Regions from separate parts of the Mus musculus genome. Here regions 1, 2, 3, 4, 6 and 7 are each linked to region 5. A link is a loop called in an ENCODE intact Hi-C map of the cell type or tissue named here. Cell type or tissue: heart. All regions are shown on one strand.

Region 1 (4,000 bases), 140 kb after region 5:
CTTGAACTCACTATGTAGAAGAGCTGACACTGACCTCCTGATCTTTCAATACACAGTGCTGATTACTCCACAATACAAAGCGCTGGATTACTGATTTACAATCACATTCTTTATGAAGGATTTTCAACAAGTAATCATAGTCTACTTCCTATCTCTTTTACATATTTCCACTATGGGCTTTGCAGTAAGTAATCATAGTCTATTTTCTATTTCTTTTATATACTCTCATTATGGTACAAATTAGCCTGCAAAATAAGCTTTCTTTCGCAAGTGTTATCTTCTACAGGAAATCATAAAGAGCTAGAAAAAAGGGAAAAATGATGTTTTTCTATCTCTGCACCCCCAGAATCCCTAACATGTGTGGCACTCGGCTCTTTAATGTTAAAGAAATGAGGTTATTAGGCTGATATTAGACATTTAGAAGGTCAAAATAAAACTAAAAGAAATGTACTTGAAAGCCTATTTGGCCACTGAGAAGTGGGCCTGCCCACAAGAGAGAGAGGAAAAAAATAAGGATCTGCTTGTGTGTGTCCCTGTCTATTCTGACCTGTCTGCCTCTTTCGGGTATTCTCAAGATGAAGTAAGTGTCTAAGCAGTGCAGGCCTCTAACCAACGCTACCAACAAAGCTTGGGTGCCATTGGAAATTACTTAACTGGTTTTCAAAAATACTATTTCTGAGACTGGAAAAGATATGCTCCATTATCTCTAAGTTTAAAGATGTCATAATAGGTTAAGAGTTGTTTTGAATCCATAAGTAGTAATTCACTTAAAAACAAAACAAAAGCCCAAAGCCCCTTTTAGAGCTACATTAAATGACTGCTTTTAAGTATCCCCATAGCTAACATAATTAACAAATTTAGCCTATGGGTACTTTAAATCTTCAAAACGTAAGCTTAAGCAATAGGTTTCACCCAGTGTTTTCCTATTCACACCCGATTCCATAATAGAAATTTAGCTTGTAGCTACTACTAGCTTCAAACAAAATTTTGTGACTGGTTTAACTGGGCTTCAGAAAGTTACTAAGAAAGTGGCTCTTTAAATGGACACCAACAAATATGTGAAGTCATTGTTTGAGAGCTTAAGGTGACTAGCAAAACCCAAAGCTGAAGGGCGAGCCAAGTTGTAAGTGAAGATTATAACCCTCCAATTTTCCCCATGCTTTATCCTTGTCTGTAAAGATAATAAAACCCAAGACAGTCTCCTTTGGTTCAGTTATATCGTATGCAAACACATGCCCAGTCGACCCTCCAATCTTCTAATTCAGACAGGATATGCAGTGTAGCCTCGAGCACTGGGATACTTTACTCAAAGTAATAACGCACAAAAAAACCACTCCCTCACAACAAGGCATGTGTCAGAACAGTTCGGAATACCGACACTGTGCATATCACCCACTAGGGTTGCGCGATTGCTGTTTCTTCTCTGGGGAGGTACTCTAGGGTGTTTTCCTATAGAAAGGCCTTGGTGAAAGGCCTAAGGTAGGAGTTTACGATCGCTGACCAGCCAGGGGACCTCCTGCGATTGAAGGGAAGGACAACCCGAGCCAGGCCGCAGCCCAGTACTGCACCTTCCCAGCCAGCTTCAAGCCGGTCGCAGAGAGCAGGGCATGCCGCAGATCTCTCCGCCCGCCCCAGTCTGAAAGAGGGTAGGGGGCCGTGCCGGCTCCGCCCTCCCCCGCGGGGCATGGGCTCACGACCACACAGGAAGGCCACGTCCCCAGGGACAGGCACCACTCTATGGTGTGCATGGGGGGGGGGAGACCCACGTGACCAGCACGTAGCCAATCCCGGGACGACAGCCCGCCATAGAGACGGCCGCAGAGGCGGCTAGAGATGCCCGCCGGCAAGTCACAAGCGCCCGCCTATCCCGGCTCGGTGTTCCTAGCTCGGTGCTGCCGCCATCTTCCAGGAGGAAAGGATAGAGGCAAAGGGCTCCCTCCCCTTCACTGCTCCGCACTCACGCTGCCACCTGCCCGCCCCCGGTCGTCTCTCGCTCTCAATGGACACCTTATTCCTCCTTAGTAAATATCCTTCCCACAACTCTAGTTTCCCATAAAGCGGAGAATCTCGTTACCTGCTCCTCTTTTATTAGCGTGAGGAATCCAAGCTCATAAGGTAGGAACTGTGGCGAAACAGGAACAAGACGCCATCTTGGTAAAGGAGAAGAGGCTACGCTTGACCTCCCCCCGCCCCCAGCCTCTATATGGCCAACCGCCGTGGGAGGGGCACAGCGCCTGCGCAGAGGCGGACGGCAGGATCGCGTCCACGCTTGCGCTCTGCATGCAACCGCGGAGGAGGGGACTACTCGGGGCCCAGGAAGGAGTTGGCAAGGGGCGGGACGGCGCGATGACGCCATCTGTTCGCGCGCGCTCTACTGGGCGGGGCAGGTCCGTGCTCTCGCCTGACGAGCGTTCTCCGGCGTGTGAGCGGGTAAGTGTGTGGCAATGTGTACCCACTGTCGCGCGGGCTCGAGTTGAGCTGGCTGTCCTGAGAAAGGGCTAGAGTTCTGCCCTCGCCCGGGCCGCCTAGGCGGTGATAACGGGTACGGAAGTGAGCGCGTGGGGGAGGGGCGGCCGCACCCTTAGTCCGGGGCTCCAGCGATGGATGCCTGGCTGGCGTCGTCCCTTCGAGGACAACTGGACGGGCGGCCCCCATCTGGGTGATCCTGCTGGCCAGGTCCAGGGCATTGGGGCGGGCGTGGCTGGGCCCAGTGAAGTTATGGCGCACAGTCCAAATACTATGTGGTGGAGAGTCGGGCGTTAGGTTCACATCTACGAAGCACTTGCGGGGCCATCTTCCCACGTAACGGTGCCATTTCGTCCTAGGGATGAAAAGGACTAGTCACCCTGGGATGTTAATGAAGTTCCCCAATTTAAGGCAGTGACAGGAGCGTTATGGAGTGGTTTGTCTGCTGTGGCCTTCCCCGAGGTAGTGCGACGCTAGACAAAGGGCTGCAGCCCTGTAAGTGACACGGGAAAGGGAGCATGGAGTGGAGGCCTTTGACTGAGAAGCCATGAAGTCTAACTCTGAAGCGGACCGCAGGCCCAGACCACGCCTGGCCCTTTTGTATCTTCCGGCCTCATTTGTTAGTGGCGCCTTGCCTTGTCCTGTACTACGTTTCCAGACTTTCAACACATAGAACTTCTAGTTCAGACCGTTGTGGTCTCTATGGCTGGTTTTAACCCAGTTTACTCCTCGTGTCTGGAGCGCAGTTAATCTCGAACATTCTCTGTCTAATGTTTATCTGTTGTGTAGTTCCTGTTCGCTGCTTGTTATTAGTTAGGACTCTCACTGGATTCGATATCCTTTAGACGGTTTAAGTGTTTCTCTGGCGTCAAATATTGGGGTCCCTACTGTCTATCAAGGGATTTAAGTTTTAGGTTTTCAACCGGGCGTGGTGGCGCACGCCTTTAATCCCAGCACTTGGGAGGCAGAGGCAGATGGATTTCTGAGTTCGAGGCCAGACTGGTCTACAAAGTGAGTTCCAGGACAGCCAGGGCTATACAGAGAAACCCTGTCTAGAAAAAAAACTTAGGTTTTTTGTTTTTTTTTTTTTTTCCTTAGTAGTGAAAATTGTTTTAGTATCTTAGATACATTTTTAAAATCCGTCTTGTTAACATAAGGAAAAACAGGAGTTTTGAAGAGGTCATAAAGGCTGTTTCTTCATGATGCTTCTAATTTGAGACTCCTTATTTTCAATGGCTTTTCTGGTAGTTGCCATTCAGGAATTCTTTGCAATACCCAGCATTCAAACTGTCAGTGTGTGCTGCTATATCTAATTTTGGGGATGATTTTTTTAGTTTTAAAAGTTGTCCTGATCCTTTTTTATCATTTTTCCACCTAGTGTCCCCCCCCCCCCCCCCTTTACAGAGCACCAGAGGTCAGTAAAGAACAAGAGCTTCTCCTTCTGGGTTTGCTGGGTAGCCTAGGGAAAGGAGGTGGGGCCTCCCTCTATTATCAATCGTGAATGTAATTAAGCTCCCTTTGTTTGTGGCTTGCT
Region 2 (4,000 bases), 170 kb before region 5:
GCTCTAATTCTACACGCATCTTTTTTCTTAAAGATTTATTATTTATTTAATGTATATGATGAGTACACACTGTAGCTGTTTTCAGACACACCAGAAGAGGGCATCAGATCCCATTACAGATGGTTCAGCTACCATGTGGTTGCTGGGGATTGAACTCAGGACCCCTGGAAGAGCAGTCAGTGCTTTTAACTGCTGAGCCATCTCTCCAGCCCCTACACGAACCTTTAAGGAACGTCCACCTTATTTTCCTGCAGCGGCTCTGCTACTTTACATCCCTGCTTTCTTCTGCATTTAAAGCCAAACTTCAGCTGTAGGAACTGTTTTCTCTCACTCGGCTCAGCTGTGGGTGGCAAGCATGACTTTAACCCTCTGGATTCACCTGTTCTAACACTAGCTTCCCAGGGGTAGTGGCTAGGGCTCAGCCTCACAGGATGAAGCACTTCGGACACCATCATAGACTGCCCTCTGCCCTCTGCCCTCTGCCCTCTGCCCTCTGTCCTCTGACTGGCCAGTTAAACCCGAGGTCTCCTTGAGCTCAGTCACCCGCACAGCACTTGACACTCAGGCTTTAACATCCCTGACTTAAACATCCACTCTGTGGATCAAGGACACCCACAAAGAAGTAGGGCAGGTACAGGGAGAGGCGTAGAGCAAAAGCACCCCGTTGAGGTACATGCCATCCCAACCCTGCATCTACACCAAGCCCCTCATTAGGGTTTTCATGGGTGCCTCCTGTGTAATACTACTGATTAAATCCCCAGTGACTTAAGAACTAGATCACCAGATGTCTTGGAGGTGGGCAGAAAGATCTAGAGCTCTCCTCCAACCTTGGTCATCCTGGAGCCCACAGGGACCCAACCACCCATCTCTCACTCCCCCTTCAAAGTCATGCTTCACTCCACAGATCAAGGGTACAAGGTCCCGGGAGTGCAGGCCCACCCAGGACAGGAGCCCACAGTGGTCCAAGTGTGGCCTGGATTCAATGCTAATCATATGCCGTCCAGGGAAGGAAGTACTGACTATCTCTGTCCCCAGAGCCACATGTCCAGACACCAGTGCCACTGCGCTGACCAGACATATCCTCTTTCAGACCTTCTTTCTCATGGTCCAGAGACAGGCTCAGCCTCCTCACCAGAATATGCCAATCCTTGACAATGGCACTCCAGTTTTCTCTCCTGTCTCGCCCACCCCTCTCTCTGCTCCCTCCTCACCCCGTGTTCTTTATCCCAGGCCTTTGCTTGCACTGCATTGCAGGCTGACCACCTTCCCCAGGAAGCCTGTGTGGGTGTCAGGACATAGAAGCAGACAAGACAGACAGCCTCCTCACCCTGCTGAGCAGTCCCTGCTGTGAGTCATTTTGTTGTTAGTGATTCATACCTTTGGCGGTTCCAATAAGGCTTTCAATGACTTGTGCTGGGAACCTGTCTGAGCCTGTTTGTGTGCCAAGCATTGTGCTCGGGATGGACGGGTAAGTTGTCCCCCTTCATCTTCATCCCCTGCTTCAACATCTAGTCCCCTTGTGACTTTGCAAGCTTCTGCTCTAAGGGCAATGCCCCAGCTTGGCAGGCATAGTGTGGAGGTGGGGAGGGGAGCCTATCAAACACAGGAGTAGACATTACCAGGTACAGAGCCCATCAGACATCCTGACCAAACCCTCTGCAGAAGGCCAAAGTGCTCTGAGCCTCCAGCTGGCCTGCTCATGGCCATGCTAGTTCACTGAAAGAATGCAGGGGGACCCATGGGCATCCAATCAGATGCATACTAGTCAGGTGACTGTCTAGAGATCTGCATATCTAGCAACTAGTCCCACAAGTGTTTGGGAGCTCAAGGCTGCGTCTCAGTCCTAGCACAGACCCTGTCAGCAGTCCCGAATAGTCTCACACAGGGGAAGAAGGGCAGAGTTTCTAAGACAAGCTATCTTATTTTAAAACATCTGCTTCTGGATCATGGCTAGTGCTAAGACACTTCAACCCACTTAATATGCCACAACTTACACACTGTCACAGGTTCTCTTACTATCCATAATGTTGGATGGAGACCCTGAGCCCAACCTCAGTTCCAGAAGTTGGGCAAGACCGGTTGTCCTCCTGCAGTACCAGAAATGGCCACACGGGGGCACTATTGTAGCTCGGCACACAGCATTAGCAGCAGGCCTAGCCACCCCTGAACTATACTGGGTTGTAGGACTATTCTCCACTCCACATCAGACACCCAGACCGGTCCTGAGATAGTATCCAAGTTACACTGGGCTTGACAGTTGGATACTCTCTCCCTCAGAGATTTTAAATGGAGGTTTGGGAGTCCTGCCCTTATTGCTTGCTGCTGAGTTCTTTATTTGGAAGGTACCAGTGAGTCCTGCCTTTCTCCGTACCTGAAGTGGCCAAGTTCCTTTTGAAATCCACTCTGCTCTCCCCTGGGGGCCAGGACCTAGACTGTCCACCTGTCTGTGGCCGCACTCATGAACAAGAGACGGTGAATTAGCTCATGTGTTTTGCCATTTCTGCTTACTGACCACCATGCCTGACATAGGAAGACCCTGCAGGGCTTTAGGGAGTGGACCAGCGCTGCTGGCACTGTAAGAGGACCCCAGAAAGTCCACCAAGGACTAACTCTGTGGAGGGAGAAGCAGTTGGGACTTCACATTCATGCCTTGGCCTTGGCAGTACCTGTTTAGTTTGGCTGGGAAAACAGAAACCAGCCCTCACCTCCTCAGTTGCATCGGGACAGAGTTTAATGGGTTGGGTTGGGTTTGGTTTGGTTTGGTTTCTCCTCTATCTGGAAGGAGAGCGCTGGCCTCACCTGCTGGGGACCATTTCTAGTACCTGCCAGGTCCTAGTTGGGCTGACTCTTAGGCCAAGAGGGGGAATACCTGAATGCTCTCTTCTGTCCCCACTGCTTGAAGCAGCCGTGAAAGGACACCCTACCCCTGCATCCTCACCCCCACACACACCTCCCCCCACCTCAAGAAGCCCCTTGTGGTGAACAGACTTGACACTTCTTCCCACCCAACCTAGACAGCAGCTCTGAGAGCTGAGAAAGGCCTTGCACCTCAGAGTCTGGGCTCCGATCGGCCCCTGCCCTTCCTTACCAGTGGTTGTGCTTGGGTATTGCTTGGATTCACCTGCAGAGTGATCCCCGTCCAGATCTGGAAGGGACACACATAGACGGGCCATGCCTGTGGAACAGGGTTGGAGGATAAGATGCCCCCCACCCCTAAGTTGGAGCCTATCCTTGTGATGGGATCTTATCCTGGCTTCAGACTCGAATTGAGGGCTGAATTTCCACATCTGCAACAACCGCTGCCGCCCCACCCCCACCCCGCACCTTAATGTTTGAGTCAAGATCCAGAATGGGGGAGGGTAGGTACCCCGTCCTCAGAACTCCCCACTCCAGTCAGTCTCCAGGCAAGGATAAAAGTGCAGGAGGTTCCTAGGCCACAGGGACATAGAGCAACTAGCTAAATTCACAGATGGTAGCAGGACATATCCTTGAGCAGTGTGTTGATGGCACAGCGGGGCCCCTCCTCGGTTCTCTTAGTCCTGCTCTGACCCAGAGGGTGCGATAAAGAGGCATGTCCCCTAGATAGGACTCCCTCAACAAGACCACAGCCAAGTGGGAGGCAGTGGTGTCTGTCCCCACTGAGCCTCCAACACACCCATTTGGAGCTAGATCTAAATGCATAGGTTACTGACAGGGTCTTTGGCCTCCCTAAGGTCTTCGGCATAGGTCGAGCTGACACGGAGGGCAGTAGGGAGGAAAAAAACATAGCAAAAACTCTCTGAATCTGAGGTCTTTTAGAAAAGTGACCGTGGAGATCCCTTTTGCCCAGTCTTGGTGTCCTTCCCACAATACGAGCCCCACCCCCACCCCCACCCCCACCCCCACCTCCAGGCTATCCAGGCTTCCCGCTGCTGCGCTCTAGATCCTTCCCCTGGCCCTAAAGATGGTGACCCACCCAGGCTGGGGAGCCACTGGTAGCAGCAATGGACAGAGCCTGCGG
Region 3 (4,000 bases), 100 kb after region 5:
TCAGGACTGAATATGACTCTAATCTGATTTACAAATACCACTAGAGAAAAGAGTGCATGGCATTCGTGGGGTCCAGCTCTTCTGCCTCCTCCCTGTGAAGGCCAAGCAACAGAGACATCTATGTTCTCAACTCTTCTGGCCTCCACATGCAAGTCTCCTCAAGTGGGTACAGCCCCTCCAGTCCCTCAGGATTGAGGCCACCCCCACCACCTTTCCCACAGGAAACTGTGGTCTGTCAGCATCCAAACTTGGATATTACAATTTGCTTCTTAAGAGCATAAATGAGCATGGCAGAATAAGGTTAGTTCTCAACACAGAACTTGAACTAAAAGAAGAGAGGTAGAAGCCCAGAATCGGGGAGCAACAGGGCCTCCTGCGGGAGAGCAGTGAGGCTGTGGCAGCTGGAAACCTGTTGTTAATCCAGAAAATAGAAAAAGCTGTATGTGAAGAATCCTTCTTGATTCTGAACAAGGAAGTATTTAAATTGATTCCCCTGTGCTAAGTTGTGCCAACTACTTATGTAAGGGGCAACACTATGCAAGGAGAATTCAGTTATGCTTCAGAAAGAATTTCCTATCAACCTCAGCTAGAGGGACTCAAGTTCTTTATACTGTAGGCCAGTCTACATGGAGGGCACTGAAAACCTCCACCTTGAAAACCTTCAGCTGAGATGCAGGTTTCTCTTCCAAATTTGAAACTTCACTTTTACGTCCTCAGAAGCTTTTCGAAGGTGCCCTCTCCCCACCAAATACCGAAGAGTACAAACTCCAAAATTAAAAACAAAACCCAGCTATGCTGAGATCACAAACTATGTCTGTGACTACCAAGGCCGGCCCAGTGCATTACCCAGCTCTGGAAGTCAGAGACCCAGCCTGGGAGGAACTTTCGCAGATGCCACCTCAGCATGGCCCTCCCACCGGCCAAGAGCGCCCGCGGGCGGGGACAGGCTTAAAGGGACAGTATCCTGCTCGGCCTCCCTGCCTTTCATCCAAATTCGGTATTTTTCCGTAATGTATTTTTCACCCATGGACCCTGGGGCGCATCCAAGTAGTACTTGGGCCGGGAGTCCTCCAGTGACCACGTAGCCAGACGCCGCAGGTGAAGGTGCAGCAAGGCACCGCGCGGGACATAGGGGCCCCGGGTGAAGATCCCAGCTTGACGCGAACTAGGGCGCCACTGACCTAGCTAGGTCCGGTCCACAGCCCGTACGGCCGGGCCGAGCTGGGGGGAAGGGGTGCGGGGGAGGGGCCGGCTCGGCAGCCCACGTCACCAACCTGGCCAGGTCGTTCCCCTCCCCCATCGCGGCGGCCCGCCCGGTGAGCTAGAAGTCCAGGCGGTCCGGGCCCGCAAGCAGACCCGCGGCGCGTGGCGGACTTGGGAAAGTTTCTGCGCTCCGGCGCGGCCATGCGCAGAGTGACACGTAGCGGCCCCCGCCCGTCGCGGTAGCTGGAGACCAGGAGCCTGTGCGGCCGGGGAGCTGAGGAACCGACCCCAGCCGTGCTCAGCGGCGACCCCCCGCCGCCCCGCCCCTGGCACCCCCGCCCACCAGCTCGCCCGATCCTCACTCGTGAGTGTGACCACCCGAGAGTCTGTCCGTCTGTCGCTGCCGCTGCGCGGGAGAAGCCGGGACGCTCCGAGGCGCGGCGCCCGGGCCGCCGCTGCTATATAGGGCGGAGGCTCCAATCCCGCCGAGACACGTCAGACCGGCCGCCCGCCCCGCCCGCTGCGGGGTCCCTACAGCGCCCGGGAGCGGACCAACTCTTTAAGAGTTCTGCGGCCTGACAGGGGGCGAGGAGTTGGTAAGTTAATTACCTACAGAGAACAGGCAGGCCCCAGAGCCAGAGGTGCCAGAGTTGAGGCCACCAGAAACTGTGTCACCAAAAGAGAAAAGAAAGCTCTGAGGACCTCAGACAGCAGACAGCCCGGAAAACCATTTTACCATCCCCTAGAGCACCCCCTGATGGAACACATTCTCATTCTCTTCGGGATCTCTTCCTCCTGCTCCCACCTCTACTGCAAATCCTTACTCCATTCCTCAATGTCCAACACAACAAACTCCAAAACTTTCGAAGCCCTCTACACAGTATTATTCAGTGTCCCATATGTACAGACCAGCCTGCAGTGAATTCCTACCTCTCCCATACTCAGTTGGGACAGAGCAGAACCTCTGCCCTCAGAATGCTTCCTCCTTTGAAAGGACTAGTTCTGCCCTGTTGCGTTTATTGACAACTACTTGAAGAATTTGTACACAATCATTATTTTGAACCTCTCCTGAGGTGACATGAGCACACTTCTGACCTATACTGGACAGTGATATGCAGTGATATGCATCAGCACAGAATAGGCTAGTAACCAACAGCAGATGCCCCCACCTTCTTTTCCCCACTTCTGACAACTTTTCACTGTGTAGATTTGTCTCAGCTTCCTTCTCTAGTGTTTGGATTACAAGTGTGAGCCACCAGGTCTGGATAATATGTGCCTTTCTTGTGGGACAATGGTATGTGGAAGGGCTGAAGAGGCCTTCTGTAGTTGTCATTCTAAGGCTTACAAGCATTTGCAGCAGTGAACAAAATAAGCAATCAGACTTAGTATGTACTTAGAAGGTAGCAGCACGGTGATGGGCTCTTGATTGAGGGACTGGGAAGAGCTGCCCTAACTAGACTTTAGACTGAAGGACAAGGGGGGAAAATGGAATGTGCTGGAAAGAATGGGGATGGGGCTGCTGAATAGGAAACTATCTGAAAGTTGAGGTGTCAGAATTGAGAAGTCCAGGAGCCAGTAATGCGGCTGACAGGAACACCACAGTTCTTCATGACATAAATCTCTGAAGGTACTGCTTAAAAGACCAGAGGGCATTTCCAAGCTGCCAGCATAGTCACCGAGTGATAGAGCTTCTTAAAGCCTCTGTAGGCACCAAGTTGTCTTTCCTTCTGTGTTATTATTACTGTGCAAGGTGTCTTTCCCTGGTGATTAACCAACCAGCAACTAGAAGAAATGTTTTTGTTGTCATTCTTTTGTTCCTGAGGTCTCGGGCTGTGAAAAAGTTAATGTGGAGAGGCAAGCACCCACCAGTCAGTATGTCTGCTGTCAAGGGATCTCCAATGGAGTTAGTAAGTCCACATTAAGTACAAGCTGGCCCAGTGCCTGGCTGTACAGAGGCCTCCATGAGTGTGGTGGTACCCTGTAATCTCAGTACTCAGAAGGCTGAGGCGAGTACTGGGAGTTCAAGGTCACAGTAGGCTACAAAGTTATATGATGTCTCAAAAATAAAACAAAGCATGGACTTAATGAAAGCATTATTAAATCAAGGAGGGTGTGGTAACATTAGCTTATCTCAGCACCTGAGAGGTACAGCCACGAGGGTTAGGAGCTCAAGACCAACCTGGCCTTTCTATATAAGACTTTATCTGAAATGATAAACATGCACCACAAAACATCCCAGGTGCTCCTGGGATGCTAACAATTATGACTAGTTACTTTCAGTATACTGAAACATAGAAGTGTCAACTCTAGATGCCTCAAAAAGTGAACACTGGTCTGCAATATTTTGTTTTTCATACATCAAGGAACATGGAATAAGAATCCTGATTGCTAGCCAGGCGTGGTAGCGCATGCCTTTAATCCCAGCACTTAGGAGGCAGAGGCAGGCGTATTTCTGAGTTCGAGGCCAGCCTGGTCTACAAAGTGAGTTCCAGGACAGCCAGGGCTACACAGAGAAACCCTGTCTCGAAAAACCAAAAACAACAACAAAAACAACCAAAAGAATCCTGACTGCTTAAGGTGAAATGTTAGAACATAGTAACACTCTCCAATTCCCCAAATCATGATTCTCTAAAAGGGCTATAGCCTAAACAGAAAGTAGGTCTAAGGGGAAAATGAGAACACCAGCAACATAGTAACAACTAGATCTCTGGCTGGCCTGGGCTGAGAGACAAAAGCATCTCTGGGGAGTGCTTAGAAACATGGGACTACAAGTTCTTTAAATCCCCATTATCCTTTA
Region 4 (4,000 bases), 170 kb after region 5:
TTGGCAGTGTGGATTGTGAGGTCTTGCAGCCACAATTCTAACCCCCTTCAGTTTTACTGCTTTTGCTAACAGATACTTGCTCTTTCACTAAGAAGTAACTTGTACTTGTAGAAATGTATTTTGAAAACATTTCACACTTCAACTTTGTATCCATTTAAATTAACCTTTTTCAATAAAGCACTATTGTTTAGATATTAAATGAGTAGTCCTCTTTTTGAGTAAAGTATGCGGGCCATTGTGAAGATTCAAGACCCCTATTACAACTGTATATCAGAGCAAGATGTTACTTGTATTAATAGCAGGCGTGCTGCGTATATTTTCATCAGAGATAACCCAGATACTCCAAAAGAAATCCTATAGCTGTACAGGTTATCAGATTGTCTGCAGACTACTTGATAAAATGGACAGTAAGACTTCATAGGTAAATTTACTAATTAGAAAATGAAGCAACAACTGTTAAACATAGTGGGAAGTAAAAGTGATCCAAATATATTTCTAATTCTCCATATTTGTAAGAAGAGAGATGAATTAGGAAAACAGTCTTAATTTTTAAAATGTTTGTTTATGTATTGGTTGGAGTTTTTTTTGTGTTTGAGGCAGACTCACTTTTGTAGCCTGGCTAACCTGGAACTCTTTATGTAAATCAGGTTGGTCTCCAACTCAAAGAAATCTACTATCTCTCTCTTTGCCTCTGGAGTGCTGAGATTAAAGATGTATACCACCATGCTCAGATTTTTACGTTTTTCTACCTTTTTATTGTATGTGTATGAGTATTTTGCCTGCCTGCATGTCTTTGTACCATGTGTATGCCTGTCACCCAAGGAGGCTAGAAGAGGAGGGTGTCAGGTCCCCTGGAACTGGACTTAGAGACCGTTGTGAGCAGCCATGTGGGTGCCAGGAACTGGATTTGTGTGTTGTGGAAGAGCAGCCCTTAACAGCTAAATCATCTCCCCAGCCCAGGAAAGTGACTTTAAAAATCTGAATTTGCTCTGGTGAGATGCCTTAGTGGCTAAGAGTACTTGCCTCATAACGTGATCAAACCTGAGTTTGATCTCAGGACTCATAAAGGGAGCAGAGCCACATAACCCCAAACTTTATCCTAATCTGGGTGGATGATCAATCTCTTCGGCCTGGCCTCACTCCGGTTTGTCAGCATGACCCCTGGATTGACCACCCAGTACTATCGGAGTCTTTCTCATCCTCTTGCTCTCTAAGCAGCGTACTGACACTAGGAAATGAGGCTCCTGCTCTCTAAATCACTAGGTTGCTCATGTCAAACCTCATTCTTGCCTTGTCCAGTCCAGCTCCTTTTCTTTTTTTTTTTTTTTTTGGTTTTTCAAGACAGGGTTTCTCTGTATAGCCCTGGCTGTCCTGGAACTCACTTTGTAGACCAGGCTGGCCTCCAACTCAGAAATCCGCCTGCCTCTGCCTCCCAAGTGCTGGGATTAAAGGCGTGCGACACCACCCGGCCCAGTTCCTTTTCTTAATGATGGACATCACAGTCAGTGGCTATGGCAGTGGCTGGTTACAAATAAGGGATAGCCAAGGTGGTGGAGGAAGTTGGGAAGCCTACTAAAATTGCAGACCCAGTCAGCCTGAGCTTCTAGGTTGCCTTGGAGAAGCAGAGAGCCCCCCCACCCACCCACCCTCCAGTGGGCTGAGGCCCTCCCTGCTTATCTTAAGGACTTATTGCCAAAGGCTAGAGTTCTATATGAATCGCTTGGGGGCCTGTGTGGATTTATTTAGCCTAGACTGGTTCAAAGGGCTGGCTCCCTGCAGGCCCATTCGCTTAACCAATGGAAGAAGAAAGTGAGTTTGCTGCAAGTCTGAAGTGGAAGGACCAGAATCCAGTCTCACCATTTTTCATTTCCAGAAAGCCTCAAATCCAGAAAGGAACCGCGAGGGCTTCGAGGACTCTTAGCGTAGCCTGCACCTCAAAAGCGTCCCTTTAGGAACAGCTGGTGCCTAAAGACCACGGTTCCACTATTCCCTGGTTGGGCACCACGGATGGAAGGTAGGAAAGAGCCTAGTAGTCAGGGAGGCCTGAATGCCAGAATAGTCCCGCGAGCTTGAAGTCCAAGGCCCCACCCAGAATCGGGGCTGCCCTGCTTGCCAAAGCCAGGCTGTAGGCTGAGACCCGCCCCTGTGCCAAAAGTCCCGCCCAGGGCCACCCGCATTCCAGAGTCCAGGTCTGGGGTAGTCCTCCCGTTGTTCCAAAGCTGCGTCCAAGATAGAATCCTCCCGTCGCCTTGTCAAAGCGAAGACTAAGACGGAGAACTCGCGGGTTTCCTAAGTCCCACCCAGCACAGAGTCCTCAGGTCCTAAAGCCCCTCCCAGGGCCGAGGACACGCACAGCCCGCCGAAGCCCTGTTGCACCCGCGGAGAAGCTGCACAGCTTTGCTTCTGACTTTATGGGGCTCCCTCGCCCCGCCCTGTCCCATGTGATCACCAATCAGAGCTAGGTGCTGCGCTCGCAGGCGCCGGTCGGGAGGACCCGCCCGCAGGCCAATCGGTGGTGCGTCCGCGGGGGGGCGGGGCTGCGGCGGACGCGCGGCGGGGGCGGGGAAGCAGCTAGCTGTCGGGATCGGGCGGCGCGGGCGCAGGACGTGGAGGAGGCCTGGCTGGCGGCGGCGCAGGCCGGTGTGGCACGGTGAGGACGCGGCGGCCGTGGGCGGGGGAGGGGAGCGAGCCGCGCAGGGGCGCTGGGTTGGGCATGGGCTTCCTTCGTTGGCCGGACCTCAGCGGAACCCGAGCCGGACCAGGCCTGAGGCTGGCCGTCCACCAGAGAAAGTCCACGCCCGGCTCTGAGGCCTTCGTGAGGCGCGCCAGAGTCCGCGTTTGACAACACACGTCTGTGGACGGCCTGTCGGTGGAGGGCGAAGGGAGGGAGAGTCTCGGGTCCAGTCTGGATGTCCGCTGAGGACTGGCTGGAGAGTTGCTTTTGTAGATGGGCAGTCTGGGGAGGGCTGAGAGCTGCAGAGTTCCAAGGAGCCAGGCTGTCAGCAGAGTACTGAGGACAGGAACAGCACACGTGGAGACCAGCTGTCGAGGAAGGGGGGTGATCAGAGTCTCAGCATCTCTCGTGGACACTGAGTGTCCCGTGATGGGTTAAGGGCCACAAGAATGTCCTGCTGAAGACCGCCCCCACCCCCAGGCCAGTGCTCTACAAAGCACCTTGGGAAGCAGCACCCGGAGCCACAAATGAAAGCCCAGAAGGGCATTCTTTTTTCTTCTCGGCCTTTCCTTCAGAACTGAGACTCGGATATTCTTACTCTGCTAAGATCTAGAAACAGTACTGGCCCACTGCCTTTTACTCATCCGAGATTATAAGCACCTTTGCCATTTACACACGTGGCAGTGATTTCTTAAACTCTTTCATGTCCCAGTAATGGTGATGAAAAATTGAAATGAAAACAAGGCATTCGTGAAGGAAATAATGTCGATACACCGTGCTGAGAAAGAATGGAGAGCCTTAAGATTCCGGACAGAATCTTTAAAGGGGTGGCCTTTCTCCCTAGCTTTGTTCTGTTTCCATGAGGTGTTTTTGACTGGGCCACTGTGAAAATATTTGGTAATTAGTGGGTAGCACCGAATTAGAGTCGGTCTTGTGGAGACGGCATTATGATCAGCAGCACAGATTCTCACAGTGTTAGCAAGATGGAAAGGTCATTTGAAATGGGGAGGTATGAAGTAACCTTTACTTGTAGGCCAAATAAAAGTTTTGTGAGTTTCGGGACGTGGGAAGGCATTTGTGAAGCGCTTTGTGGCTGTTTCGTTGTCAGTTCTAAAGTTTTCATATATCCCTGTCCCCCACCGTTTTTTGTTGAGACAGTTTCCATAGCCCGGGCTGGCCTCCAACCCGTCATCCTCCTTTGTCAGCCACCTGAGGGCTGAGTGTAGGTGGAGCACAGGGGTGCGCCATGGCTTCCTATGCATAGCCCCGTTTTAAATAAAGCACGGGAAGACCTTGCCCGGTGGGGTTGTGGATGACTCTCTGGGA
Region 5 (4,000 bases):
CCAGATGCCCTGAAACGGAAGTTACAGACACCACCATGTAGGTGCTAGGAACAGAACCCAGGTCTTCTATAAAACTGCAACAGCTTTTAACTGCTGAGCCATCTTACAACCTCATTTTATTTTCATTATAATGCATGACTTTTTCATGCATTTTTATTACATTGTGGGAGTGTGTGTGTGAGAGAGAGAGAGAAAGAGAAAGAGAGAAAGCACAACCATGGATGACAGAAAACAACTTTCAGGAGTCACTTCTCTCTTTCTACCCATGTGGGTCCAAAATTGTCAGACCTTGGCAGCAAGTGCCTTTACCCACTGAGCCATAATGCTGGGCCCAAACTGTAGGGCTTTGTTTCCTTTTGGGGTTTGTTTTGTTTTTTGTTTTGTTTTGTTTTTGAGGCAAGGTCTCCAGAGTCGTTGGAAGTGCTGGGAAGAGAGGAAGACACCATCAGCCTGACAATTGGTATTTTTGTGTGAAGGTGGGTATTAAACCCAGAGCTAGTCACCTATTGGGCAAACCTTCCACCACTGACTGATAAAGTATGACTATTTGCCTTCACTATTCTGCATATTACATACACAGGCACATGCACTCAGTATGTGATCCTAAAAAGCAACAACTCATTATGAAATAAGAGATGAGTAGCGACAGTGTTCAAGGCTATATGTGACACCACCAGACTCAAACAAAATAAAGATGAGTAGGTGTTAGATAGCAGTTTTCAAGTAGAGTGTTTTAATGTGAAAGATGTACAGGCATCTTCTCTAGGTATCTAAATGCACTAATTACTGTTACAGCAAACAATGATACGATCATACCGTGGTTTTTCTACTTTTAAAACCAACCTATTGACAAAGTTAGGACATGTAATTATGGCTTCTAAATACACTGCCAAAGTCACAAAACCTTACTGTTTTTTTAGACCTTGTATGACCTCAGAATATATTGATATGAGATCTTAATTTATATAAAAAATACCATTCTTCAAACTAAATTGTTAATGCTACAAATTTTTATCTTAAAAGTAATTACAGGAACTGGGCGGCTCCCTTTGTTAAAAGTTTTTTTCTATGCAAGCATGAGGACTTGCGTTTAAATCTTTAACCACATAAAAAGCCAGACGTGGCTACACATAACTGTAATCCCGAAATTAGGGGGTGAAGATAAGTGACTCCCCAGAGCTCACTGGCCCGCTAGTCTAACCTTAAAGCAAAGCTTCCAGTTCAATCAGAGGCTTTCGGGCGCTGGCGGCTCTTGAGCGCGGGTCAAACGGCCAGAACCCGCCACCACTCTGGGGCCGGGGCTGGGCGGAGGGAGTGCGGGCGCGCGAGGAAAGGGCCAGAGCCACTCCACGACAATGCGTAACTAACACTCGCCGCCACCCGGAGGTTTTTCGAAGGCTGGTGTCTCACCCCAGGCTGGCGCAAGTCTCAGTCGGATTCACAACGTGAAGATCCGCGCGCTTCTGGCCCACCGACCAATCGCAGAACGACTTAGGCAGCATAACAAGGGACCAAGAACCAACCAGACACCCTGATGGGCGGACCTCAGTGAAAGCAAGCAGCTGAGCGCGCGCAAACAGTTGCTAGGGACGCACCGGACACCCACTACAGAGCCTCGGAGGAGCCAAAAGACCCGATTTCTTCGCGCCTTTCCCCCCCCTCCACGCCCCACTCCAAGTGACTGCAGTTTACTCTTACGGGAGAACCGAGGACGGTGAGCGACGTGCAGCCCTTCTTACGACGGCCACCTTTCCAAGGCGAGGACAGTGAGAAGCGGACGACACAGTGGCTCGCCGTGGGCTGGAGGCCGCAAACGTGAGCCCCAGGACCGGACCGCGGCCCCTCCCGCCTTCTCCAAGCATCCCCTAAAGGTGGCCTGTGGCACCAGTGTATCAGCACGCAGGCGCAGAATAAACTGGTTTCCCTCGCCTACCGGCTCACCGTGAAGTGAGGCTCCCGAAGTCGGGGGTGCAAGTCTAGTCGGCTTCACCTGTGGCCTGTAGAACTCTCCTGTCCGCAGTACCTCTACGCCTCCGAAGTTGGCATAGTGACTTGAGCGAATCCGCAAGCTTGAAGTGTCTCCCATGCTGCCTAAAGACTTTCCGGGATGTCTGCTTTCTTCGTGCTCGCCTAGACTCTACTCATTCATCAAACCCCTAACCCAGGTGGAGCCGGAGCCTGTGGGAACTACAATCCCCATGAAACACTGCGCCCGCGCAAGCATTGTCAGCTCGCGCTTCTATACTTTGTTCCATTGGCTGGCCTATTGGACCTGGAATCCTGATTGGCCCATGGCCTAAGGCGACAGATTCCGGAAAGGGAAAGAGCAGCCAATATGGCGGCAGAGCGCGGCGCGGGGCAGCAACAGTCGCAGGAGATGATGGAGGGTGAGCGGCCCCTGTGGGTGACCGGGGAGCGGCGAGCTTCGGGCTGGGCGGTCACGGCCTCTTGCGGGATCGGAATTCGGCCTCCAGCCTCCGGCCACAGCCACAGAGCTCTGACAGCTGCCAATATGGCTGGACAGCCAGGGAGGCTCGGAGCCCGGGAGTCCCGTCCCGAGGGCGGTAGCGGCCAGAAAGACAAGACCCTGGGGAAAAACGTGGCGCGAGCCCGCCCAGGGAGATTGGCAAGGAAGCCGTGGCTATAGGAACCTAGTCTTAAAGCTCCGAAGTTGACAGGCGAGGGGGCAGGGAACCGTCCTCCGTCAGCTCACTGGGAAACTGAGGCTTCAGGCGTGGGGAATCTACGAAGTCCAGTTTGTTCACGCGGCATGAATGGAAAAGTCTGCTTTGAAGCGAATGGGTTGTGGCAGAGAGATGGATAAAAAGGAGCTCCGGAAATTGAGTTTACAAGGCGTTGTCTTGTTTTCTAGGCATGCAGTCTAGTCTATATTCAACTTTCTTCCTTTTTTTCCTTGTGTTGGATTATGTCATATACATATGTAACATACATATATGTTACACGTGTGCATGCTTTTGTATACAGTTGTGTAGATACATGGTCATTACATGCGTGCATATATGTGTGTTAGTGTATACGAACAGACTTGTACATATGTACATGTACTTAACCCTACCCATTGTAGCATTAGGCAAATCTTAAATGTCTTTGAAAGACTCCACTATTTTGGTGAGGATTATTCACTTTTGGAAGGTCACTCACTTTTCTGGGAGGAGTACTAGGGAAGAAGGTTGCAGAGCAAGGGGCAGAGATGTGGAAGAAAAGACCAGTGAGTTTGAGAGCAGTGGGGCTGCCCTGAGATGGGCCCTGAAAACTCACTAGATGTCATCCAGACTGGGGTCCAGTGGGGAGGACCAGTATCATTCTGGAGAAAGGAAAACCAGTCAGAAGCAAAGGAGTATGGAAAGGTGACCTAAATTAGCAGTCATGCAATGGGGGTTGAGAAGAGCCAACAAGGAACGCTCTTAGAGAGACTTGAAGGAGTCGTGCTAGAGGTCTTTTGTTTCTAACCTTTGAATCTTTCTTAAGGAGGAAATGTTTCTTCCTAGCCCCCTCTTTCCTCCTCCAATACACCTCTCCCCTCCTTCCTCACTAAAGGGCAAATACACAAGCCAAGCTGTTTCTCTCGTCCACCCCCACACATGTCATTACCAGCTGACACTTAGGTTTCTATGGCCTATGTCTTTTTGGAGTTTTTTTTTTTTTTTTTTTTTTTTTTTTTTTTTTTGTGGCGTTTTTGTGTGGCTTGGTTTGGGTTGGGTTGGATTTGTCGTTGTAATGCCTTTCTTTTGTCTTTTAAGACAGGTTCTTGCCATTTCCGTGGCTGGCCTGTGTAGACCAGGCTGAGCATGTTTTGCCACCTTCTCTATCACTGCTAATGCCTTAACTCAAACCTTCCTCGTCTTGATAGATTTCATTGCCTTTTGCTAGCCTATTCTACCTAGAGCCTTGTAGTCACATTCTTGCACAGTGTCGCAGGCTCTGGAACCTCTCTACTGCCCTGAGGATAGAGGCACAGGGGGAGATACAGAGACTGTAA
Region 6 (4,000 bases), 390 kb before region 5:
AATGCTTTTGCTTTAGCTTTTTGAGACAAGCTCTTGTATGTTACCCAGGCTGGCCTTGAACTGCTGATCTCTTTGCCTCAGCTTCCGGAGTGCGGGGGATTACACAGATACATCACAGTACCAGACTTAAAGCCTTTTAATTTTACAGAGACTTCCCTTACAGGCTGACATGTCGCCTGCTTTGAGAATGTTCTATATGTATTTGTACTGGCTGGTTTTGTGTGTCAACTTGACACAGGCTGGAGTTATCACAGAGAAAGGAACTTCAGTTGAGGAAATGCCTCCATGAGATCCAGCTGTAAGGCATTTTCTCAATTAGTGATCATTGTGGGTGATACCATCTCTGGGCTTGGATTCTATAAGAAAACAAGCTGAGCAAGCCAGGGGAAGCAAGCCAGTAAGTAATATCCCTCAATGGCCTCTGCATCCGCTCCTGCTTCCTGACCTGCTTGAGTTCCAGTCCTGGTTTCCTTTGGTGATGAACAGCAGTGTAGAACTGTAAGTTGAATAAACCCTTTCCTTCCCAACTTGCTTCTTGGTCATGATGTTTGTGCAGGAATAGAAACACTAAGACAAATTGGTACCAGCCTAGTGGGGTATTCATGTGGCAACATGACCATGTTTTGGGGAGGGCTGTGGAAGGACTTTGGAACTTTGGGCCAGAAGATCCATTGGGTGGTAAGAGCTATATGGGGTGTTGTATAGAGCTTGGAAGATAATGTTGAGAACAGTGAAGAAGATGGAGGGCTGGCTTGTGAAATTTCAGAGGGAAGATTAAAGACTCTTATCAGGGCCATTGCTGTTTTGATTGAGAAGATTCTGTGGTTCTGGTTAGCTGGGGCTGAAGAATCAGCTGTGGTTACCAAGATACCAGAACTACTAAAGCAAAACCTTTGTACTTCTGTGACTATTGATGCTGGTTAGCTGGAGCTAAGAAATTAGCGGCGATTAAGAAGAGACAACCATCACTGAGGTGAAATCTTCTGGGAAGTGTTTTCTGAGAGCACAAAGAGGCTTTGTTCCAGAAATAGCCAATGTTGTGCCTTGTGCTGCAACAGGACTTGGTAATGTGTAAGAGTCACCCGGGTGGTACTGGTTTTGAAGGCATGAAGGGGTCATGAAGAGCAGCCGAGGCTCAGCACTGTGAGAGGCCACGGAAGGTTATTGGTGAAGGTGCAGTCTTAGTTGCAATTGATGGCCCAGGACTGAAGGGATCATGCAAAGGGGTTGAGGCTTAGCACCATGAAGAGAGCCTATGAGAGGCTATTGGGGAAGCCTAGTTAGAGCGGAAGACAGAAGTGTTTTGGAGATGCCAGTACCATGAGATGACCACCAAGAACAGCAGCAGCAGTGGAGTACAGGCATCTGGAGCCTAGAAGACAAGCTGTGTGCTACAAAGGGCAGAGCTCGAGAAGTGATCCAAGCCCTTGGAGGAATCCAGAAGTCATGTGTGGATCCCAGACACTGGACGGTTGGAGTTTGATTTTGCTTTTGATTGTGACCGTGCCCTGATATTTTTCCCTCTTGAAGGAAGAAACTATTTTAGTGGAGCCCACAGTTAAGAGACTTTTAATTGTAAAAAGACTTTGGAGTTTAAAAGATATTGGATATTTTTAAGGGATTGAACTTTGAATATATAAAGACTGTGGGACTTTTAAAGTTTAGATATTGAGGATGAATAAGAATGTAAGGGTTGAGCCTTAATAGTGATGTGTTTGTGTGTCAAGTTGACAAGGGGTCATTTTTACTGGCTGGTTTTGTGTGTCACAGAGAAAGGAGCTTCAGTTATCACAAAGGAACCTCCCTTGAGGAAATGCCTCCATGAGATCCAGCTGTAAGGCATTTTCTCAGTTAGTGATCAGGTGGGGAGGGCCCATTGTGGGTGGTGCTATCTCTGGGCTGGTAGTCTTGGGTTCTATAAGAAAGCAAGCTGAGCAAGTCAGGGGATGTAAAGGGCTGCAATCTATGTGCCGCCACTAGATGGTGCTAAACCTCTTTGTGCGCAGCTGCGAGAGCACAGCCCGCCAAAGTCACCAGTCCGTCTCCCGGGGCTTTTGCCCAACCCCTGGGGGCTTTAACCTATCCCCAGGGTGCATGAGGATCACGGGTGTTGCTACCAGTCCTAGTTTAGACACATCACCAAAAGTATTTAAGCCACACACTTTCTGAACCTTCTTTGTCTACCTCAATATGATATAGAAGTAAAGTTAACCACGGAAGAACCTGGCGTGTCCTGTGTTTATTTCCTGCGGGACAGAGATAAGCTCGGGATAAGAGGAAGCAAGCCAGTAAGTAACATCCCTCCATGGCCTCTGCATCTGTTCCTGCTTCCTGATCTGCTTTGGTGATGAACAACAATGTGGAACTGTAAACTGAACAAACCCTTTCCTCCCCAACTTGCTTCTTGGTCATGATGTTTGTGCAGGAATAGAAACCCTGACTAAGACAGTATTAGAAGATAATCCTTGTCCCACTGTTGCTAGGTGTGGTGTCCTATAAATTCCATTCAGGAACGATCCAGTGTAACATGTCCTGACTAATATTTGGTTGCCTGTTCTGAGTTCCTGTGAAAGATGTTAGAATTTAGTGCCAGTCCATTTGACATTAATACACCCAAGCGAGCTTTCTTACAATTCATGCTCCAATTTTACAACTTCTCTACTGTTTTATATTGTTTTTGTTTTACTCTTAACTTTGCTTTGTATTTAAAGTGAGTGTCACATGGCCAGCATAATGTTACATCCTGGATTTAAAATTTACTGTAATAATCTTTGCTTTTATTTTATTTCTAGGGGGTATTTGTGTTTGTGTAGGTGAGCATGTGCCACGCACACATGGTAGAGGGCAACCGTCAGGAATCAGTGCTGTGTCTCCCCCTTTTCTGAGGAAAATCCCTCTTGTTCCTTCATTGCATGCTCTGGGCTTGCTGACCCACGATGGTCTTCTGGGTATTCTTGTCTCCACCTTCTGTCTCTCATTGAAGTGCTAGGACTACTGATGTGTGCCAGTGCATTCGGCTTTTCCCGTGAGCTACAGGATAGAGCCCAGACCATCTTTAGAGCCTTGACAACTTTCATGGCAAATGTTCTTACCTGCTGAGCACTATCTCCTCTGCTTGTCTTTGCTTTTTAATTAGAGTGTTTATATGAGGCTATGTTTATGTAATTGCTGATATTATTTGGTTTGAAGCGACCATCTTTGTTTTCTGTTTATCTCATCTACCCCCTGTGCCCCACCCCATCTTGGGTTGCTGTTCCCTTGTTTTCTATTCCATTTATCTCCTATATCAGCTCATCTTATATTTTTGTTTTATTTTCAGTGATTATTGCAGGACTTATCACATGCATATTTACTTTATTGATGATTACTTAGAAGGAGTAAGAGTTAAGGAAAGAGGATGAAGAAGCAGACTCTCATATCTGGTGTAGGTAGGAGAGGTCACTCTGAATTGGCAAATTTTAGGGAAAATTGGCATTTGGGGTGGTAAGAGGGGTAGATGAGGAAGTCATCTAGACACAAACTGATTGTAAAGTACTTTGGAGGCATCTGACAGAAGACACCTGTTAGGCAGACCCCTGCATGGCCCGGCTTAAGCCGGAGTCCAGGCTGGTGGCAGTTTGGGGTCAGATCAATAGGAGCAAGAGAATCTACTAGGACAAGGAAAGGGTCAGGACCAAGATGGGCTCACAAGGAGGAGTGTGAGAGGAAAGGTCAGCGTAGGAGAAGACAAGATGACGTGTGTGCCATGGCTGCCACAGGGGAAGTGGCCTTTGTGGTAGTGTGGGCACCAGAGGGTTTCAGGGCAATGTACCAGAGAACCTTCAAGATCATTTTAAGTTCTAGACATAAATTTTCTGGTGGGTATTATCCAGAGTTTCACTCAAATAGTTATCAAAAAAGTCTCCAAAGTGAGGCCCTATTAACTTTGCTGGATGCCATTGCAGGAGAAGCAAGGTACTTCCTACCAGGCATGCACTGAGGGCGGGTGACCTGGGAGTCC
Region 7 (4,000 bases), 96 kb after region 5:
CAAACTACTAAGGTACAAAGAATGCAGAAAAGCTCTGGCCTACACCAGAATGAGCTAAATAACAGGGATGCCAGGCATAGGGGTACCCACCTGTGTCTGTAGTCTAGCAACAATGTCTTTGCGGGCTTTCATGACGGCATCCAGCTTCCCTGAGACCATGATGGAGAGACCTTGATCTTTAGCCAGAGAGAGTTCCAGGTGAGCACCAGTCCTCTGCATGATCTCAAGGCAGATTTTTGCTTGTTCACCCTCTCCAAACTGGTTCATGTCCTTATATTTTCTCTCTTCCAGGGGTACATGAAACACCTGTTCAAAAAAAAACCCCCAGTGACAAAGTTAACCTATCAAAGAAGAGAAGAATGACTATATACAATGTCTTTATTACTCATTCACTCACTAAGCAGTGACCTAGGACACGGCAGATGGATAGGAGAAATCACTTACGGCAGGATTTAAAGGGGAGAGAGTGACAGGGTGAAAAACACTAAGGGCACAATGGAAAGACCTTTCTGAAGAGAAAGTAGCACCCATCATAGGAAACAGCAGAGCAGCAGGCAGGAGAGAGCAGACTGAGAGGCAGCATCAAGAGTTTTAAACATAACAAGGTTTGCTTAGAGTCAGGAACTTGATGCAGAGCTGAGGAAGAGCAGAGCTGGAAGAGGTTTCAAACCATTTAACAAGACTTAAGATGGCAGCCAGGCCATAAAGAAAAGATCAAGATGCAGTTGCTCACGTACACAAAGACAAGGAATTATGGTTACATGGGTGATAATTTTCTATCACAGCCAGGCACCAGTCCTAATACTCATTATAGTATCTCAACTGTAGCTAGCAGAGATGAGCCAGTGAAGTAAAGAAAGCCAGGAAATTAGTTAGCTGCTCACAGATAGACTTAACTCTTTTACTTTAGCTCTAGCTGGCTTCTGACTCACCCAGCAAACACTAGCTTTTGACCATCACACGAGTAGGAAAGGCAGACCTGGCAGCTAGGGACTACACCAAATAGAAAAGCACACGGCTCCATGAATCTAACAAATATGGCCTATCTCAAACTGTGCCAGCCCAGAGTGCTAGGATGGGATGATTATGGCAAAAGGTGTGCTCTACAGAACTCCCGGGCCCCAAACCCAAAGCGCTCATCAACACTGCATATTCAGAAACCTATCAGATCTAACTACTTCCGACAAGGAACAGTTAATGCAAAAAGAAATGGTGCTTCTACCTGAGTGATGACAGAGGCCTTGATGGGCCGGATCTTGTTACTCCAGGCTCCGGCAGGTTCTTGGGCACTCTCCAAGCAAGCTGCTTTCTCAGGAAGTGGAGGGAAGGCATCCTTGTAGGTTGGAGGGTCATTTTCCTCTTCTGAATTTAAGGTGGCAACTAGACCAGAGAACACAGATTAGGAGGAAAAATACAACCCAACAGTATATGAATAAAAATGAAGGGTTTTAGTAGGAACCCTCCACTGGAACAATGGTTTGAGTGAGCTCACAGCTCTAGGAAAAGACCTCACACTGTCACCAGGCTCAGCACCGAGTGTTTGACCTGGATGGAGCTCGAGTCTCCCAATCCCAAAATGGAAACTTTTCTCCCTCTACATGTTCCCACTATGAAAGGTCAGACAGTATTAGCCCCATTTTAGCACTGAGATGTACAAAACTCTTGAAGGCAAGCTTATGACACATTTTTAGGTCCTCATACTTTCTTTTTTTAAAGATTTATTTATTTTATGTGAGTACACTGTTGCGGTCTTCAGACAAACCAAAAGAGGGCATCAGATCCCATTACAGATGGCTGTGAGCCACCATGTGGTTGCTGGGAGTTGAACTCAGGGCCTCTGGAAGAATAATCAATGCTCTTAACCTCTGAGCTACCTCTCCAGCCTCAGTCTTCACATTCATTTCTTTCTTTTTAAATTAGATTTAATTTTTCACTTATTCACTTTATATCCTGTTCACTGCCCTCCTCCCAGTCACCTCCCCCCAAATATTTCCTCTGTCCCCTCCTCTGGATCCCCCTGGGCATCACCACCACCACCACCACCACCACTTAAAGTCTTTGAAAGGCCAGATAAGGTAGTCCAGCTAGTAGACCTTATCCAACATACATGCGACAGCTTTTGAGATAGCCACATTTTCTAATAGTACAAATGCAAATCACGACTATAAATGATTGGCATAGAGTAGAAGTCTGAACATTGCTTTTAAGAACTACCTTCGAGGTAGGTCCCATGTTTCCCTTTGTAATGTATAATGGTGAAATTAACTCACATGGGCCTGTCTATGATGAAGACACTCAAGTCAAGACAGGGTACAGCAAGACTTGGAGAAGTTAGAGACCCTGATTATTAATCATGTTCATACTTTTGTCCAGTGAACCATGATCTCTACAAAAGCAAGGGTATGGCTTGTTTTGGTCCCTAGGGATGAGCAGTATCTACCAGTAGCTGGGCCCACAATACAACGGAGCATGCAAACATGGAAAGGACAGGATGACCTTTGGAATTAGATAGGCCTCTATTACAGGCTCACTGCTTCCTAGCCTGATGATGCTGGTGTGAGCAGAGGTTGATCATTTGCCCTTGTAAGATAGGAGACACTACTGATAGTTACCAGATACTGAGACCAGACCACCAGCAGTGTCTTAGGAATGACCAACACAGTGGTCACTGGGACTGAGTGGGTCAAGTGTAGTTAAGAAGTGAATTTTAAAAATTTAATTCATTTTAAATTAAGAACTGATATTCGATTATAGGAAAACTTAAATATCTTATAACAACTTAGACAATTTACTCTTTCATTGGAAAATTTTAGAAACTCAATTCAAGTTCAAGGATTAAAAATACTATCTTTTAAAGTTTGTGTTTGTAGCCATGCCACATTATACATGGCAGTTTGAGAACTTGCAGGAGTCAGTTCCTTCCTTCAGCCGCGTAGGTGCTGGGATCAGATTTAGGCCACCAGGCTTGACAGAAGCTGCCTTGTCAGTGCAGGTCAAAGACCTCTGTATAAAAAGTTAGTTTTCAAGTCAAAAAGCTCTGTGTTTATAAATATATTTACTAAAAATTAAGGAAAAATAATAGAAACTAGCTGGCTTTAAGATTTTTTTATATTGAACTGTTGCAATGCCATTTTTTAAATACACTGGGCTAAATATATTAAATGTGTAGTGGCACATGCCTATAATCCCAGAGGCAGGAGGACCATGAATTTGAGATCACTCTGGTCTAAGCAGCAAAAACTCTTGTCTGAAAATATTTGGGGGGAAAAAAAAAAAGAAACGAAAACAAAAAACAAAATTTACCTGTTCCCTAGGTTTGTAAAACTTTCAAATTGCTTAGGTGGCTAGCATTCTATTCTATTAGACAGTGCTGGTCTTGATCCTGGCCTTTAAGAGCACAGAAGTCAGACCTCACCTTCATTCTCAAAGAAGCTCAGTAATGTTTTAGGATGCTTCACAGCCAATATTATAGTACCTCATAGTTGGGACAGCAATTTTCAAAAGGATCCCACTAATAGACAGTTGTTAATTGGATTTCTAGGAAACTGCCCACGCTTGCAGCTGTTTTTGCAGTCATTCCTCAAACCTGTCCAATCTCACTTACAACCAACTAGTACAAATGAGCACAAAAGCCCAGTCTCAGAAGTTAACAAGGACTTGGAAAGGGGCCTGTCACCTTTGATTTGTTGTGGAACCAGCCCACTTCGATGTTCAGCAAAACTCTCTTGGGTCAAAACTGCAACGGAGCTCATGGTTGATCTCACGTCCACACACGATCCTAGTAAGACACTGTATCAAGAGAAGGGTAATCAGGGAGCAGAAAGCCCAACGGCAGCTAATTGTAATGATCTATGGACAGTTATTCTAATGCTTTAGTCGCTGGTTTAATCTCCTGTCTGTAAGCTATAGTATTTATTTCCTCACAAGGTCAATGCAAATTGTTCTTCAAGCTTTCAACAGAAGGGTGAACATGGGAACTACAAGCTCACTTGATCACCTG

The links. A loop is a pair of places that touch in the nucleus more often than their neighbours do. Peaks named below come from ENCODE experiments on the same cell type or tissue, not always from the same donor. Only the 100,000 strongest peaks of a DNase experiment are listed, where the experiment ranks them.
Region 1: a loop joins it to region 5, with 2.0 times the contacts of the local background. A loop is called at or near these places in 5 of 42 quality-filtered maps.
Region 2: a loop joins it to region 5, with 8 times the contacts of the local background. A loop is called at or near these places in 14 of 42 quality-filtered maps.
Region 3: a loop joins it to region 5, with 4 times the contacts of the local background. A loop is called at or near these places in 2 of 42 quality-filtered maps.
Region 4: a loop joins it to region 5, with 2.5 times the contacts of the local background. A loop is called at or near these places in 13 of 42 quality-filtered maps.
Region 6: a loop joins it to region 5, with 2.3 times the contacts of the local background. A loop is called at or near these places in 2 of 42 quality-filtered maps.
Region 7: a loop joins it to region 5, with 2.5 times the contacts of the local background. A loop is called at or near these places in 2 of 42 quality-filtered maps.

Annotation. Positions count from the first base shown.
Region 1 is chr1:93,476,639-93,480,638 of GRCm38, forward strand. Septin2 (septin 2) reads left to right here and starts at 2,355. Exons shown (of 13, transcript NM_010891.2): 1 at 2,355-2,430. It also overlaps a transcript of Hdlbp not described here. In heart, a CTCF peak has its summit at 1,898; DNase peaks (open chromatin) are centred at 1,793 and 2,363; H3K4me3 peaks cover 3,632 bases; H3K27ac peaks cover 3,081 bases.
Region 2 is chr1:93,172,476-93,176,475 of GRCm38, forward strand. All of the region lies in intron 1 of Crocc2 (ciliary rootlet coiled-coil, rootletin family member 2), which reads left to right. Among named protein-coding and RNA genes, the nearest start is that of Crocc2, 6.1 kb to the left of the region's middle. In heart, no CTCF peak of the experiment used is centred here; a DNase peak (open chromatin) is centred at 2,116; H3K4me3 peaks cover 583 bases; H3K27ac peaks cover 871 bases; H3K27me3 peaks cover 3,013 bases.
Region 3 is chr1:93,444,015-93,448,014 of GRCm38, forward strand. Hdlbp (high density lipoprotein (HDL) binding protein) reads right to left here and starts at 1,687. Exons shown (of 28, transcript NM_001301364.1): 1 at 1,566-1,687. In heart, a CTCF peak has its summit at 1,950; DNase peaks (open chromatin) are centred at 927 and 1,667; H3K4me3 peaks cover 2,825 bases; H3K27ac peaks cover 2,461 bases.
Region 4 is chr1:93,509,535-93,513,534 of GRCm38, forward strand. Septin2 (septin 2) reads left to right here. Exons shown (of 13, transcript NM_010891.2): 13 at 1-199. It overlaps Farp2 (FERM, RhoGEF and pleckstrin domain protein 2), which reads left to right and starts at 2,570. Exons shown (of 27, transcript NM_145519.2): 1 at 2,570-2,650. In heart, no CTCF peak of the experiment used is centred here; DNase peaks (open chromatin) are centred at 2,497 and 3,887; H3K4me3 peaks cover 2,083 bases; H3K27ac peaks cover 1,690 bases.
Region 5 is chr1:93,341,325-93,345,324 of GRCm38, forward strand. Pask (PAS domain containing serine/threonine kinase) reads right to left here and starts at 1,464. Exons shown (of 18, transcript NM_080850.2): 1 at 1,202-1,464. Ppp1r7 (protein phosphatase 1, regulatory subunit 7) reads left to right here and starts at 2,304. Exons shown (of 10, transcript NM_023200.3): 1 at 2,304-2,387. The coding sequence starts at 2,336. In heart, a CTCF peak has its summit at 2,403; DNase peaks (open chromatin) are centred at 1,537 and 2,277; H3K4me3 peaks cover 3,303 bases; H3K27ac peaks cover 1,816 bases.
Region 6 is chr1:92,954,850-92,958,849 of GRCm38, forward strand. It overlaps a transcript of Gpr35 not described here. Among named protein-coding and RNA genes, the nearest start is that of 9430060I03Rik, 6.3 kb to the left of the region's middle. In heart, a CTCF peak has its summit at 1,974 (motif pointing right); a DNase peak (open chromatin) is centred at 1,972; H3K4me3 peaks cover 227 bases.
Region 7 is chr1:93,437,004-93,441,003 of GRCm38, forward strand. It overlaps Hdlbp (high density lipoprotein (HDL) binding protein), which reads right to left. Exons shown (of 28, transcript NM_001301364.1): 3 at 3,677-3,789; 4 at 1,223-1,380; 5 at 91-306. The coding sequence starts at 3,752. Among named protein-coding and RNA genes, the nearest start is that of Hdlbp, 6.7 kb to the right of the region's middle. In heart, a CTCF peak has its summit at 1,809 (motif pointing right); no DNase peak of the experiment used is centred here.